2 separate regions of the Homo sapiens genome follow, and region 2 is linked to region 1. Evidence: read pairs that join two places in POLR2A ChIA-PET (ENCODE). Cell type or tissue: Panc1. All regions are shown on one strand. Each heading gives the region's core, and the rest is flanking DNA. Links, peaks and the distances in the headings are about the cores only.

What was found. ChIA-PET counts read pairs that join two places held together with the same protein. Peaks named below come from ENCODE experiments on the same cell type or tissue, not always from the same donor. Only the 100,000 strongest peaks of a DNase experiment are listed, where the experiment ranks them.
Region 2: POLR2A ChIA-PET joins it to region 1 with 11 read pairs; 2 of 35 experiments call an interaction of 5 or more read pairs at or near these places.

The regions. Positions count from the first base shown.
Region 1 is chr6:138,497,073-138,505,131 of GRCh38, forward strand. NHSL1 (NHS like 1) reads right to left here and starts at 2,422. Exons shown (of 8, transcript NM_001144060.2): 1 at 2,161-2,422. The coding sequence starts at 2,218. In Panc1, for the core only: no CTCF peak of the experiment used is centred there; no DNase peak of the experiment used is centred there; H3K27ac peaks cover 492 bases.
Region 2 is chr6:139,315,066-139,323,124 of GRCh38, forward strand. It overlaps a transcript of TXLNB not described here. Among named protein-coding and RNA genes, the nearest start is that of TXLNB, 27 kb to the left of the region's middle. In Panc1, for the core only: no CTCF peak of the experiment used is centred there; no DNase peak of the experiment used is centred there.

The DNA of each region.
Region 1 (8,059 bases), core at 1,827-5,826:
GAAGAGACCAAGACATTAGAGGACAAAATAACAGGTAAAATCCTGAGAGTAAGATAAATCTCTACAATAATTTTTCTTTAAATCCTCGGAGGCTTGAGACCTCTCTAGTTCATTTTTCCTGACAACACGAGCTAAGTTGGGGCATCAGTGGAGCCCAAAATGAGGCCGACAGCACCAAAACAAATTCATCAACAATGTTTTAATACTTTCTATATACCTGCCATGTAACCCAGGCATAAGAGAGACTGGAAAGGTACTGGAGAAAGTCCTTGTGCTGAGGCATTTGCTTGAGGTAGCAAGTCTAACCCCTGTAAAGCCAGCAGATACTTGAATTGTGAGTGAGGAGCAAGTCTTCCTGACTCTGATCTATGCTATAGAGTTCACACTGGGCGTATCCATGTCCCCAACATAACATGTACCTGGAAACTAGACCATAAAATGAATTCTCAAAGTAACATGAGAACACACGCATAAACTATTAAATCCATTTGAGCACATCTAAAATTCACTAAACATACTCTATAGCACAGTTATTAGGGCTACTCTAAAGATCAAATGAACCAATATACATAAAGTACTTAGCTCAAGAAATAACTCAGGTAAAACATGGTTGTGGCAGGAACAGTAAAAATTATTCTAACGAGGCCCCAAACTTTGAACTGTCACTGTCTCTTGTAAACCTGGGCCACATGCTAGCGCTCATCTCACATACCATCTTTTCTGCAGCTACTAAATTTTACAATCTTATGAATCTGAACAGGATAACTCATTTTCAAAAGGACCCCACCTTCTCCGTAAGTTGCTAAATGAGAAAATAAACATTGAGAACTAGATATCAAGTTAAAAACAGAAATGTCCATTGTGCTTTCTGCTTAGTATTTGACAAAAGCAGTATGTGAATTTGGCACCTAGTATTTCATGTAAACTCTTGTTGAGCAAATGTTTTGCATGGTGCATACAACTATCAATCTTAATACACAAAATCCACAAAGACCTGACTTAACCCTCATTTGTGTTTCAGAAGAATCTAGCATTGGGCCAAACTCACCATATGTCCCCCCAAAGTGTAGCCAGAGTTCATCACAGTGTTTTGTGCTGATGTCCATTTATTTTAAAGACTGAGTTACCATACTTCAGAGTTAGAAACTATTGAAAATGGAAACTTTTCCTATTCGACAATTTCAAATCAAATCCAAGTAATGGCATTCGTGTCTGCACCATCAATCGCACCATCGGCCCCACTGCACAGCTACCAACTGGCTCCTATGAAAAAGTCTCTTCCCCTCGTGTTCCTCACTCTCGCCAGGGCCACTTTTAATCTGTTCATCCAAAGGCAGCCTTTAGCAAGGAGCTGCAGAAAATCAGCCCACCGTGCTGCTCTTTGTAGCTTTCTCCAAAGCTCCTCTTACCAATGCCCCTACCCATGTTCATTTATCCAGTATAAGTCACTGGTCCAAACACTAAACTAAACTAAAATAAAATAAACCACCGACTATGTAAAAACAAAGCCAAGTAGTTATAAAAATTATTATTTTCAAGAGAATGAAGAAGCACCTACATTAAAGAAATGTAAGTCAATGGTAAGTACACAATAAAGCCACATCACAAAAGTTCTGTACCTTACAACAATCACTGATCAGTCTAGACAGTTTGTGCTCGAGCTCTTAAATACACAACAAAGAGTGCCAGGGAGTTTCAGGGGATTATCTCCACCAGAAATATGTGATACATTACACAGAGGCTCCCTTACCTCAGCTGCATATTTATCCAAAGAATCAAAAAATCATACACTTGATATCAAGGGAAACATAAATTAAGTACAAGAATTTCCCCCCTCTTCAAAGGACTTCTTTTGAAAAGCACAGAAGAAGTGAATTCACTTAAAACCCCAATCATAAATAAATAAGACATGCTAAGATCACATAATACTGTCCTAGAGTTACAAAAGTCTGAGGTATTTAAACAACCTGGTATAGAGTAGAGTTTAACTCATGCCTATTACGCTGTTTCACACTCTAATTTCTTCACACAAAAGAACGAAGGACCTAAAACACACACATGGACACACACACACACACACACACACAGACACACAGGGACATATACACATATGGAAACATATGCACACAATAGGTAGTAGAGAGAAAAGGAACTACTTACTTTTCTTCTTAAAAAGTTTAATTAAAGACTTAATCTTTGCATTAATGAAGACCACCATTTCCAGGGCACCTACATAGAGCTTAGAAATGTAAATCACATTAAAAGCTCAGCCCAGTAGGCAGGTGGCAAGCTTCGTCCTTCTGCTACAGATTCTAACTTTTTCTTCCCCCGGTCTCATATCCTTAGACATCTGCCCAGGCTGATGTAACTGAGGTTGAGTTTATTGTCAGGCAGTTACAAACCATTAACAGTCCTTGAACCTGAAAAACTCCTACTGAAACCTAATCTTTAAGGCTGAGAGCAGCCAGTGACATCGTGCGCTGAAAGAAAGAGAAAGCCAATCACGGTTCTTATTTGCATGACAGCCACATCAGGCTTTCTGCCTCAGTGCCCATTCATTCAGTTTTCTCTCCAACAGATCAGAAGTTCCTCCTCTCTGAGCCCACAAAAATAGTGCAGACTTTCCTCTACGGAAGTCAAGATGAAACAAATGTGTTCCCCATTTCATTAGGCCCCTATGAACACCCAGATCTTTTACAGGAGCTGCCAAGTCTGACAGCAATTCCAGTTAATTCAGGGTATATGGGATTTGAACTGATTTAGGGGGGAAAAAAACCAAACTATTGTTTCCCAACCACGCCCCAGGCTCTGCCTCCGATACCAAAGGAACTTGTACAAGCAGTAAAACTTTAGAATAGAATCTCCAAGGAGCTGCAAATGATGACTTGGTTGCATTTTTGTGCAAATTAGGATGCTCTGTCTTCTCACCCTTCTTTGCCAGTGATTGAGAATCAGCATTGTGTGTTCCAAAGCATGATCTTATTTGCATCTAGCTGCCACAACAATCAAGAAAAAAAAAAATCCACCAAAAAAAATACAACTTCCCCACTCCAAATGATAAATTAGATAAAGTACCCTAATCATTTTAATCTTTATTTTATATGTAATTGTCACTTAGGCTCCTGGTTTTCAGAATTCCATAATCGCCCTTCCCTCAATGTTGTCTCAAACAAACATTATCTGAGTTACTCTTTAACTTGAATCTACCATCCAGAGTGCTGGTTCTTTTGCCCATTGGCAATTAACCACAGAGAACTAGGGAAGCACAAGTAGAGACAGAGAAATCAGAAACAGAGTATAAGAAGGCACTGAAAAAACATATTCCAGGGGTAAAGGGATAGGAAAAAAGAGGAGAATATAGATCCGGAAATACTATGACAACGGAAAAAGGAAAAGAATCTTCCTCACATCTCAGCCCAGTTCCACTTCATGGCCAAACACTTTTGAAACAATTTAGACAACCTCTTATTTCATAGCTTTGGGCCAGACTTATAACTCAATGGAAAAATGTAATAATCCACTAATTCAAAACATTTAGTTTATAACAAAGGCTCTTAGTCAAAGAATAAAATTTATATAAGGGGCTCTGTCTAGGGAAAGCTTTGAAATGATTCCTTCTCAGGTCTTTTTATGCCCTTTATTTTTTCAACAACAACAAAACAAAAGAACACATAGGGGAAAGCTTTGAAATGATTCCTTCTCAGGTCTTTTTATGCCCTTTATTTTTTCAACAACAACAAAACAAAAGAACACATAGAAACGTTACCATCTTATCATACATATTATCACAGATTTCCAATTTGTGTTATTTCATTTTATATATAGCTTTATTTTAAAGTAATTAAATTGCCAGATGGCAAATGAGAAACGACTGAGCCTGTAAGTCAGATTATGTGGCTGCCTTAAATTAGCGGGCAAAGTTCCCCTTTGGAAAACAAATTTATCTGCAAGAGTGACCTCGCTCTGCTCATTGCATTAGACACAAGGAGAGTTGTGGGCAAAAACACTCATATGCACAATCCACAAGTGTTTGAGGTTAAGTGTCACCATGCAAATGTCCAGTGAAAACAGAAATTGTTCTTTCAAGAAACTCTGATTATGCTCAACCCTCCATAGCATGTAGCTTTCCATGTGCTCAACAATGGCATCTGAATATAGATTCGTTCATCAGAAAGATAAATACCAGGCACCGATGCTAACTGCTACTCTTTCATTTCATTGGGATACATCATTGGACAAAATAGGTGAGATCCCTGCCCTCATGGAGCTTAAATTATTTGACACTGAACTACAATTTTGTGGTATATTAGAAGGAGTTGAGTGCAACAGACAAAATAAAAAAGTTAAGCAACATAAAAGGGGGTTTGAGGGTGGCCAGGCTGCAGCATCGTAGGAGTCAGGGTGGTCCTCGTGAAAAGTCGAGATTTGAGCAAAACCTTGAAGGAGGCAATGGCAAGAAAACAAAACTGTGTAATGAATCTCACTGGCTCTCATTTTAAAGAGAGAGAGAGAGATTCCTCAGGCTGTGAGACACATTTCCATCCCCCAGGACTAGAGAAGTGCTCTTTCCTCTCAGAAAATGAACTGTAGGAAGAATCTTGCATGGGGTAATTTCCTTTCTCACTCAATATTAAGTGTGATATAAAGTGGCCGCAGTTGTTCCTCTGTATCCATTCCAGGATGCCCCTTGGATACAAAAATCCTTGGATGCTCCAGTCCCTGATATAAAATACTGTAGTATTTGCATGCAACCTATGCACATCTTCCCATATACTTTAAATCATCTCTACATTACTTATAGTACCTAATACAATGTAAATGCTACGTAAGTAGTTGTTATACTGTATTGGTTTAAAAATATGTATTTTTTTTATTGCTGCATTACTTTTATTGTGGTTTTTTCCCCAAATATTTTTGTTCCATGGTTGCTTGAATCCACGGAAGTGGAACCTGTGGATATGGAGAGCCAACTGTACTTGGTTACACACGAGTAAGTGGTAAACCTGGGGGAGAATGCAGGCTTCCATCCCGGCATCCTAGGATGTCTCATCCTCTGTGCATTATTCCACACTGCCACATAACACCATAAAATCCAGATCTCCAGGAAATAAACCAAATAAACTATCACATTTCTTGCGTTCTATATTAAGTTGTATTTTGAAAGCACTTATTAATTAGAAAGTTTACCCAATCAATTGCCAGCTCTTACTTTACATCCTTGATATGAGCATGAGCACAGGGAAATGTTTTCATCATATAATCTGCATGCCTCAATGCTGTGGTTGATGGAAGAGCCGTATTCTTCTGGAACTGTATTTTTTAATTGTTCAATTTATACGTGCAACAGAAAAGATATAAATCCATGGTACTTCTGATGCCTACTTCAGCCATATATGACAGTGGCGGAAAAAAAAAAAAAGTTTTTATAAAGATAGGGTACTATGTTGCCCGGCTGTTCTCAAACTCCTGGCCTCCAGCAATCCTCCCACCTCAGCTTCCCAAAGTGTTTGGATTACAAGCAAGGCCCATTGCACAGGGCAAAAAAAGAAAAAGAAATGTTCTAATGAACTAGACATGAAAAACTTGACACTAATGCATAATAGCGAAAAGCAGTCCCCCTCTGGAACCATCCTACCCAGGTTACCAGCCACTGACCAGAGGAGTGACCCCTCCATGCCTTGGTTTGCTCATCTGTAAAACGGGATAACAACAGTGTTTATATCACCAGGTCATGATGAAAACTAAGAGTTATTATTGATAAACTCCTTAGAACAGTACCTGGTATGTAAACATACGTAAGTGTATGTTAAATCAATGAATAAAATCTCAAGAGATAGCTTAGCAGCCTTCTGCTTAATAAAGGGCCATGCTTTCATGCAAGGGAATCAGTGTAGCAGACCCCATGGCTGTCTTCCTACTTGTCTCTGACTTAAACTGCCAACACCTCGAGTAATTGCTCTATACCCCCTGCTTCCAATTTATATCCACATACTATCTTTTCTATTGTCTAAGATTTTATTTCAATTTTTAAAAAATTCTCAGTGGTCATCGGTGAATTTCTGACTCCTACTAATGGTGTTTTTCTTTCTCCTCACCTTCCTAATGATCTTCTTAATCATATACTTCCAACCACCCAGCTCTTGATCCTCTTCATTGACACTGCAACACACTAGTTCCTCTCCTGCATATGATGGCTCCTTCTCCGAATTCCAACAAAGTCTAACCAAGCTTCAAAGATCTAGTCCTTAAGCCTTTGTCCTATGCTATTTACTTATTTCCCCTTGAAACTTGAATGGTTTTGTTAGTATAGAGCAGAAGTCAGCAAATTATGACCCTCTGGCCAAATCCGGCCATTAAATGATTTTTTTTAAAGTAAAAGAAGAAGACTATTTCATAACGTGAAAAGTACATGAAATTCAAATGTCAATGTCCAATAATAAAGTTGTAATGGAACACCACCACACCCATTTGTTCAAATATTAGTTGAAATATTGTCTAAGGCTGCTCTTGGGTTGTAACAGCAGGGTTGAGCGGCTACGACTAAGACTGTATGGTCCTCAAAACTGAAAATATTTACTACCTGGACCTTTAAGAGAAAAAGACGGCTGGCTCATGGCTTAAGCTACTGCCTTTAAACATCCTGCTCAACCTTCATTTCTATTATCTTCCATTTGTCTGCCCTCAGTTCCATTTGCTAACCTCTACTCAGATTTCACATTATCTCAAGTTCAACATATCTAATTTGAGACAATCTGCTTTGCCCCCCAAACTGTTTCTCAGGAACTATTTTTACATCTATTAGGACTATCATCTTTTTTTTTTCCTCCATGAACCAGACAGGTAAATTTAATCCCCAGTTAAAAAAGTAAAAACTGAGGCTGGATGTAATGGCTCACACCTGTAATCCCAGAGCTTTGGGAGGCTGAGGCAGGAGGACTGCTTGAGGCCAGGTGTTCAATACCAACCTAGGCAACCCAGAGAGACCCTATCCCCCCAAAAATACAAAAAAAATATTAGCCCGGTGTGGTGGTTCATGCCTGTAGTCCTAGCTACTCAGGAAGCTGAGGCAGGAAGATTGCTTAAGCCCAGAAGTTTGAGGTTGCAGTGAGCTATGATCATACCACTGCAATCCAGCCTGGGTGACAGAATGAGACCTTGTCTCTTAAAAGAAAGAGAGAGAGAGAGAAAGAGAGAGAGAACGTATTCGCTGCCTTGTGTTAGGTGTCCAGGTTAAAAATTAATCAAACATGATCATTGACCTTTGGAAGTTCACAGTCTAGTGGAAAAGACACACCCACACAGATAAAAATGATGATATAAAGATTAAGTCTAGCGAGAGAGAGATGATGGTGAAGTTCCTAGGTAAAATGATAACACACATCCACCTCATTTAAAGGACCACCTGCTATTAGAGTACAGAGAAGAGACTCTTGGGTAAAGCCCAGACCTGGGATGTGGGGAGATATGCTGAAACTTCGGTGAAAGCTCATGGGACAGCCCTGTGGGGAAAGGTGGTGGGGAAGATGGAGAGAGGCAGGGCAGGCCCGCAGGGTCTTGCTTGCCACCGTGGGTGAGTGGTAGGTGGTGGCAAGGGGGTCCCTGATGGAGGATCAGAGGGGAACCTGTAGGGCCAGTGCTGCATTTTAACTAGAACTCTGGTGTCAAATGACAAGTAGGTTTGAATAGGATTGACCAGAGGCGGGGAGAGAAAATGGTGCCACAATCCACACAAAATGTGAAGAGGTCAGAATTCATTCTCAGCTCAGAATAACTTTCTTTCTCTAGAACAACTTGGTTTTATCAGCCTATGTTTCACCACCTGTAAAATGTTTCAGGAACCAAATAAACCTAAAGTATAAAGTTCAAAAAATTAAACCTTGGCCACTTAAATAAATGACTCTGTTACGACCCATGCTTTTATCTTTAGTATGATCTTAAAGTACACCCTCATTATTTTTATGAAGGCCAAAGATTATATGTCTAAACCTAAAAGCTTCTTAAGAGCAGAGCTGTCTACAGCTTCTAGAACTCAGACATAGCCTTGCCCATCCCCGCCCCC
Region 2 (8,059 bases), core at 2,334-6,333, 820 kb after region 1:
TATTTTGCAGGCCCTGAACTCCATGGATCAGCCGGCACCACCTGGACTGGTGATCTGGCTCAACTAGTTCTGCCATCCCACCCAGGAACAGAAGACAGCGAGAAAACCTCATTTTGACCCCCTATGATTCCATCTCCAACCTGACCAATCCATACTCCCCACTTCCTAAGCCCCTACCCACCAAATTATCTTTAAAAACTCTGATCCCTAATTGCTCAGGGAGACTGATTTGAGTAATAATAAAACTCCAGTCTCCCCCACAGCTGGCTCTGCGTGAATTACTCTTTGGCCATTGCAATTGCCCTGTCTTGATAAATCGGCTCTGTCTAGGCAGCAGGCAAGGTGAACCCATTGGGCAGTTACATTGTTTTTTCCTCCATTTGTTCCTGACATAAAAGAGAGTAAGTTATGAGTAAAATTCATGTATCTCTGCATTCTTTGAATGAAATCTGCAAACATGTAATTATTTGTTAGACCTCTGGCTGCGAATAGTACTCATATGAATGTTGTAATAAAGAAACAATTATTTGAATACAAAGTTCACACAAATAGAATATTTATAATATCCCAGGCAAGTTTGAGTTTCAGATTCCCTTTAAGTAGAATATATTATAAAAATTGTGAGAGGCAAGGATGAATATTCAGACAAGGGAGTTTAAAATTCTTCATGAGAATAAAGCAAATGATAGAAGAAAAATAATTTATGCTGAGATGAATAAAATGTATGTGGGCCAGCTTTTTAAAAAATCACAATTACTTTCTTATAAATTTAGAAATAAAGCCATTTAATCAACAGACTTAAAATGGATGTTATTTTAGACACAGAGAACTTATAAAGAGAATTTGGATTATGAAGTTACAAGCCAAAAAGATACAGAATTTAAAATGATACAGATTTCAATAAATAAGAAATGTGAAAACTAAATTATATAATATAGTAATAATAGTAAAACTTCATTAAGTTTAAATAATAAGTAAAAAATGACAGGGAGAAAAAATATTTGGTAAGAATATACAGAGAAGAATGTAAAAATCTTGTTAGAAAATTTCCACTTCTATCTGTGAGGCAGTAGGTTATATCGGCCTAAGCCCTCTCTTCTGACAAGGGACAAAGATTCTTTGCTTGGCTAAGCTTTAGTCAGGGTCCTGAACCTTCTCTTAGGCCTACCTGTGCACTTCCTTATAAAATCCAGTTTTAGAAAAGAACACTATTAAGTCATTTTACCAAGAACCCCCACCTTTAATATCTGATCACCTTTGATATATGATCAGGTTTCTTATCCCTCCCCTCCCACCACAGGTGATGTTTGATCACCCTGGCCTGTCTTCAGCAAGAATCCTGTTAGGTTGGTTTAGTCAGAATTCCCTTACCCCTGATGTTTTCTGCTAGTAATTTTTTTTTTCTTATCACAGACCCTCTACCCTATTTCTTAGCTATAAATTCCCACTTGCCCAGGCTGTATTTGGAATTGAGCCCAATCTTTCATACTACAAGACCCTGTTGCAGTGGTCCCTAAACATATGTTGCTGATCTTGAATAAAGTCTTCCTTACTGTGCTTTAACAAGTATCATTGAACAATCTTTTCTTTAACACAAGAATAACAAAAAAGCCTGTAAAAAGTATTTTTTAAAAAACAGCTTTTGGAGACATCTGAGAACAACTAAGACTGCTGCAATTAATGGTACAAATTCTGGAGTCAGGGGAAATGCATTGAGGTAAACCTCACATTCTTTGTGGGTTGTCCTTTCAAGCCATTTTTCAATATGTAAGTGGCCCAGGTGAGAGGAAAAGCAGAAGGAAAGGCCTAGAACAGTTAAGGCTCACAAGGCTGGGGAGGCAAAGGTTGGAGTTCAATACTAGTCATGTACTTGAGGATCCAAGACTGGAGAAAAGGGAATTGCAGAAAAGTGGGTTGGATATTCTGCAACTCTTTTTTTCCCTCGGGGAATCTGATTATTCCTGAGGTTCCAGTGTGAGAATATAAGCGATAAAGCAGAAAGTGGAAGCTAAGAGGCTGAGAAATCAAGCAGAACTTGAGATAGTTTCACAGTGTTTGAGAGAGACAAAAATTGAGTTCAGACATTTCCAAGGACCTCTTATATTTTAGTTAGTTCAGTCACTGATTGGATCAAGATGTGTAGCTTCTCTGTCTTTTAGAAAAAAAAAGTCATCTCTAAAAGAAGATATTATCCAGTGATCTTGTAACTCATCATACACAATGATTGGCATTAAGTAAAAAATTACCAGACATCCCAAGAGACAGGAAAAAAAATGGGCAAATACTAAAGCAGAAACAATAGATGGCCTATATATTAGAGTTATAAAGACAGAGGTTTTTTTTTTTTTTATTGAAACGGAGTCTCGCTCTGTGGCCCAGGCTAGAGTGCAGTGGCGCAATCTCGGCTCACTGCAACCTCCGCCTCCCAGGTTCATGCCATTCTCCTGCCTCAGCATCCCGAGTAGCTGGGACTACAGGCGCCCGCCACCACGCCCAGCTAATTTTTTGTATTTTTAGTAGAGACAGGGTTTCACCGTGTTAGCCAGGATGATCTCGATCTCCTGACCTTCCCGCCTCGGCCTCCCAAAGTGCTGGGATTACAGGCGTGAGCCACCATGCCCGGCCAAGACAGAGGCTTTTTAATGGTAATAATAGAGTTAAGAAAATAGATTTATAAATATAAAATTTTGCCACAGAACTGGAATCTATAAAAATGATCCAATGAAAGTTATAGTTGAGAAATACAAATAATCAAAATTAAGATCTCATCAGATGACTGAGGCAACAGGATCACTTGAGGCCAGGAATTTGAGACCAGCCTGGGCAACATTGTGAGAATTTTTTAAAAAATTTAAAAAACAGAAGAAAAGATCTCATCAGATGATCTAAACAGCATATTAGACAGTAAAAGAAAGGATTATGGGGCCGGGCACGGTGGCTCACGCCTGTAATCCCACACTTTGGGAGGCCGAGGCAGATGGATCACGAGGTCAGGAGATCGAGACCATCCTGGCTAACACAGTGAAACCCCGTCCCTACTAAAAAATACAAAAAATTAGCTGGGGGTGGTGGCGGGTGCCTGTAGTCCCAGCTACTTGGGAGGCTGAGGCAGGAGAATGGCGTGAACCTGGGAGGCAGAGCTTGCAGTGAGCCAAGATCACGCCACTGCACTCCAGCCTGAGTGACAGAGTGAGACTCTGTCTCAAAAAAAAAAAAAAAAAAAGAAAAGAAAGGATTATGGAACTGCTAAATAAGAAATATGAAATTAAAAAGATGAAAAATATAAGAGAAGAAGAGATATATGAAAAGTGGTGATAATTCTTACGTATGTGTAATTAGATCCCCAAAAGGAAACGAGAAAGAGAATGAGAGATAAACAATAATTGAAGGGATACTGGCTGAGAAGCTTCCAAAACTGACACAAGATATCAAGTCAAACATTCAAGAATCTCTATAAAACCCAAGCACATCAAGGTACCAAGGTGTGTACCTTGGTAAAACTGCTTAAAACCAAAGACAAAGAGAAAATGTTAAAAGCATCCAGAGGACAAAACACATTATTTCCAAGCAGAAACAAACTGATGAAAGCTAGATGACAATGGAAGACAATGGACTGATATTTTTAGCATACTAACCAACTTAGAATTCTATAAGCAGTGCAAACATCTGAAGGTAAAGACATTTTTTCCAGACAAAATATGAGTGTATTTGTTGCCAATAAATCCACATTAAAATTGATTGATGTAGCAATCTCTATAAATATTAGTTGATATAAATGAATAAACTAAAATGATGAATTCACAAATGGTAGTTAGCCTTTTTTTGAGTTTAAGAGATTAAAGCTTTGTTCAGGATATTAGATTGTCTTCCTTCCTTTTTTTTTTTTTTTTTTTTTGAGATGGAGTCTTGCTCTGTCACCCAGGCTGGAGTGCAATGGCGCGATCTCAGCTCACTGCAACCTCAGCCTGCTGGGTTCAAGAGATTCTCCTGCCTCAGCCCTCCAAGTAGCTGGGACTACAGGCACGCACCATCATGCCCGGCTAATGTTTTGTATTTTCAGTAGAGACGGGGTTTTACCATGTTGGCCAGGCTGGTCTCGAACTCCTGACCTCGTGATCTGCCCGCCTCGGCCTCCTAAAGTGCTGGGATTACAGGCATGAGCACCACACCCAGCCAATGTCTTTCTCCCTTTAAAATTTTTTTTTTTTTTTTTTTGCAGAGATGTGGTTTTGCCATGTTGCTCAGGCTGGTCTCAAAGTCCTGAGCTCAAGCGATCTGCCTGCTTTGGCCTCCTCAAGTTCTGGGATTATAGGTGTGAGCCACTGCACCCATCCTTCCTTTCTTTCTTTTTTTTTTGAGACAGGGTCTCATTCTGTCACTCAGGTTGGAGTGCAGTGGCATGACCACACCTCCTTTGTTAAAGGAGCAATATAAGGCTAGCTGTGGTGGTTTATACCACACCCCAGCACTTTGGGAGGCTGAGCTCAGAAGTCTGAGACCATCCTGGGCAACATAGGGAGAACCCATCTCTACAAAAAAAAATTCAAAAATTAGCTGGGCATGGTGGCATGTACCTGTGTACCAGCTATTTGGGAGGCTGAGGCAGGAGGATCACTTGAGCCTGGGAGGTCAAAGCTACAGTGAGCCATGATTGTGCCATCTGCACTCCAGCCTGGGTGGCAGAGTGAGACCCTGTCTCTAAAAAAATAAATAAGTAAAAGGAGCAACATGAGAACAAGTAAATCCTTTTAAATGAGTATTTCACATGAATTAATAAATGACTATTTATAGTATTTAACAATTACAACAGGAAATGAGACATTTAGAAAGGATTAGCAATACACAGCATAGTGAAGTGGATAAAAAGTAAAAAAAAAGTTATTAAAAATACATTTCTACTACTTTATAAATATTTAGCTTATGGCCATATATATATAAATAACTGAAATATCTCTTAATTTGTAGTGGTTATTGAATATGTATTTTATATCTTGTTTTAAATTATAATTTGTTAAAGTTATTAAAATCCAATGTGGTATTAAATTATTAACTCTTTAAAATAAATATTAGTGCCTGGTTTCTAACTTCTCTTTCCCTTAAATAAAAGTTACTTAAGTAACTTCTAAGTGGTGACTAAGCCTATATGTTTTCTAAAATTTTGTATGACACATAGGTCCTAATTCATCAATTTGGGAGTAGACAATTACATTATATTCTTACTCATATTATCGATTTTGAGCACTAATCTATTCTTCCTTTAGGTTTCTGTTTCCAAATAATTTCTGGAAACCACAAGGAATATTTACAAAATCAGTGAGACAATTGCCTTCCTTGCTAGCTCGTTATGAGTTGATATTTTCAGTCCTAGAGGAACACAACTGTTGCCAGTGAACTCAAGTTTCCTTCACTAAAATATTACCATCACCAAAAATCCAAATTCATGGGACTGGGTTGGAGACGAGACACTGGAAATCAAATGGGTTCCTTTTTATTTCGATTATCATTTACTTAATTTGTAAAACTCCACTTTTGGGGAATTTTCTGTAGGCAGAAAATTTTCTAAGCATATAATCTCATTTTTTTTTTTTACCAACCTAGAGGTGAGCAGTGTGATTGTTCCCATTTTCAAAAGACAAATCTGTGGCAGAGACAAGTTATCAACTTGCTCAAGACTTTCTAGCTCTGCACTGGTACAGACATGATTCTCACTCAACAAGGTGACTTCAGAGTCTATATCTCTCCCATGCTACATAGGCACAAGTCATTGGGTAACACTTCTAAGAAAGCTCTTCTGCCCTTTCCCACTTTCTCCTTCTTCTTACCTGAAGCAGATGTATTTGTTAGAGCTACAGTGGCCATATTCCACTCTAAGGCAACTGTGAAGATGAAAGCCATGGGCTTGGGACAGCACAGCAGAGAAGTAAAAGGAACCTAGATCCCTGTTAATGTCATGCACCTGCTTGCTAGGCCTGAAATACTCACCTCCAGACATCCATGTTCTTTCAGACACTATTATTTGGGTTTTCTACCTTATCCAATGGATTGAATCCTGATACTAGCCTGTCAGTGTAGAAGTGCCCCGGGGTTCCGTCACTGGACCTTGCTATTGTCTGAATGTTGGTGTCCCCTACAAAATTCAGGTGTTGTAATTCTAACCCCCAAGATGATGGCATTAGGAGATGGGGCCTTTTGGAGGTGAATGGGTCATGAAGGTAGAGCCTTCATGAATGGGATTCGTGCCCTTACAAAAGAGGCTCCAGAGAGTTGCCTTGTGCCTTCTACCATATGAAGATAAAGTGAGAAGTCACCATCTGTGAATCAGAAAATGGGCTCTGACCAGATACTGAATCTGCTGATGTCTTGATCTTGGGTCTCCCGGCCTCCAGAACTATAAGAAGTACATTTCAGTTGTTTATAAAATACCCAGTCTATGGTACTTTGTTATAGCAGCCCACATGGGCTATGACTGAGCTCTCCTTTTTTTTTTTTTTTTTAATCTATGGAGACTTCATATACAGAGACTTCTGAAAACTTTTACATTTATGTCTCTAGCCCAGACTACTCTCTCTTTTTTTTTTTTTTTTTTTTTTGAGATGGAGTCTGTTGCCCAGGCTGGAGTGCAGTGGCACAATCTTGGCCCACTGCAAGCTCCACCTCCCGGGTTCACACCATTCTCCTGCCTCAACCTCTCAAGTAGCTGGGACTACAGTTTCCCACCACCACGCCTGGCTAATTTTTTTGTATTTTTAGTAGAGACAGGGTTTCATTGTGTTAGCCAGGATGGTCTCGATCTCCTGACCTCGTGATCCGCCTGCCTCGGTCTCCCAAAGTGCTGGGATTACAGGCATGAGCCACTGCGCCCAGCCTCTCAGACTACTCTCTTGAACTACAGATTCATTAATTTTTTTTTTTTTAAGATAGGCAGAGTTTTACTATGTTGCCCAGGCTGGAGTGCAGTAGCTATTCACAGGCACCATCATAGCACATTAAAGCCTTGCACTCCTGGCCTCCAGCAATCGTCCCACTTCATCCTTCTGAGCTGCGACTACAGGTGCACCACCATGCCTGACTTCACAGCCTATTGACATCTCTGCTTCGGCATTATCACTGCTGGGTTGCACTGCTATAACAGAATACCACAGAGTGGGTAATTTATAAAGAACAGGCATTTATTTCACACCGTCCTGGAGGCTGAGAAGATCAAGATCAACACCCTGGCATCTGATGAGGGCTTTCTTGTTGCATCCTCACATGGCAGAAGGTAGAAGGGCAAGGGTTGGGGGGACAAGTGTTGTGTCCTCACACTGGCAGAAGAGCAGAAGAGAGTGAACCCACTCCTGCCAGCCCTTTCCATAGTGACATTAATCCATTATTAATCCATTCATAAAAGCAGAGCCTTCATGAACTAAACACCTCCCATTAGGCCCCACCTCCCTTCTAAAGAAATTCCTCCTCCAGTCTTCCCCATTATAGAAAATGGCAACTCCATCCTTTAGTTACTCAGATCAAAAATTTGGACTCATGCCTGACTCCTCTCTTCCTTTTCCATCCCACATCTGATCCAACACAAAAGTCCCATTAGTTCTATCCTCAATACGGTGCAGAGTTCAACCACCTCTCATCCAAATTATCTTAGTAACAACTGCCTTCCCGGCCACTCCCCTAAAATATCGATGCCTCCCCAGCCCAGCTTTATATCCCCCTTGTTCCTTCTTTTTCTGTAGAAAAAACACACTGCACATTTTCTGTACATTTTACTTATTTGCTGTGTTTATTCTTTGTCTCCTCCTCTTGCCTGTATGTTGCATGGGGGCAGGCATTTTCGCTGGGTTTTCCCTGCTGTTGAATCCCCCATAAACAGATGCTAATTGAATAGTGGCTTCCCCAGGACAGAGGCCCATGGGGCTATCAATTTTCTAAATGTCCATTTCCCTAAATCCCTTTATCTCTTTTGGATCTGTCCTCATTTTAAAATAAGAAACTAGCATTTCTGTGAACTGACTAGGAATAATTTCAATTGTCATTTCAGTAAGAAGTTTCATTTTGGACCAGTGACTAT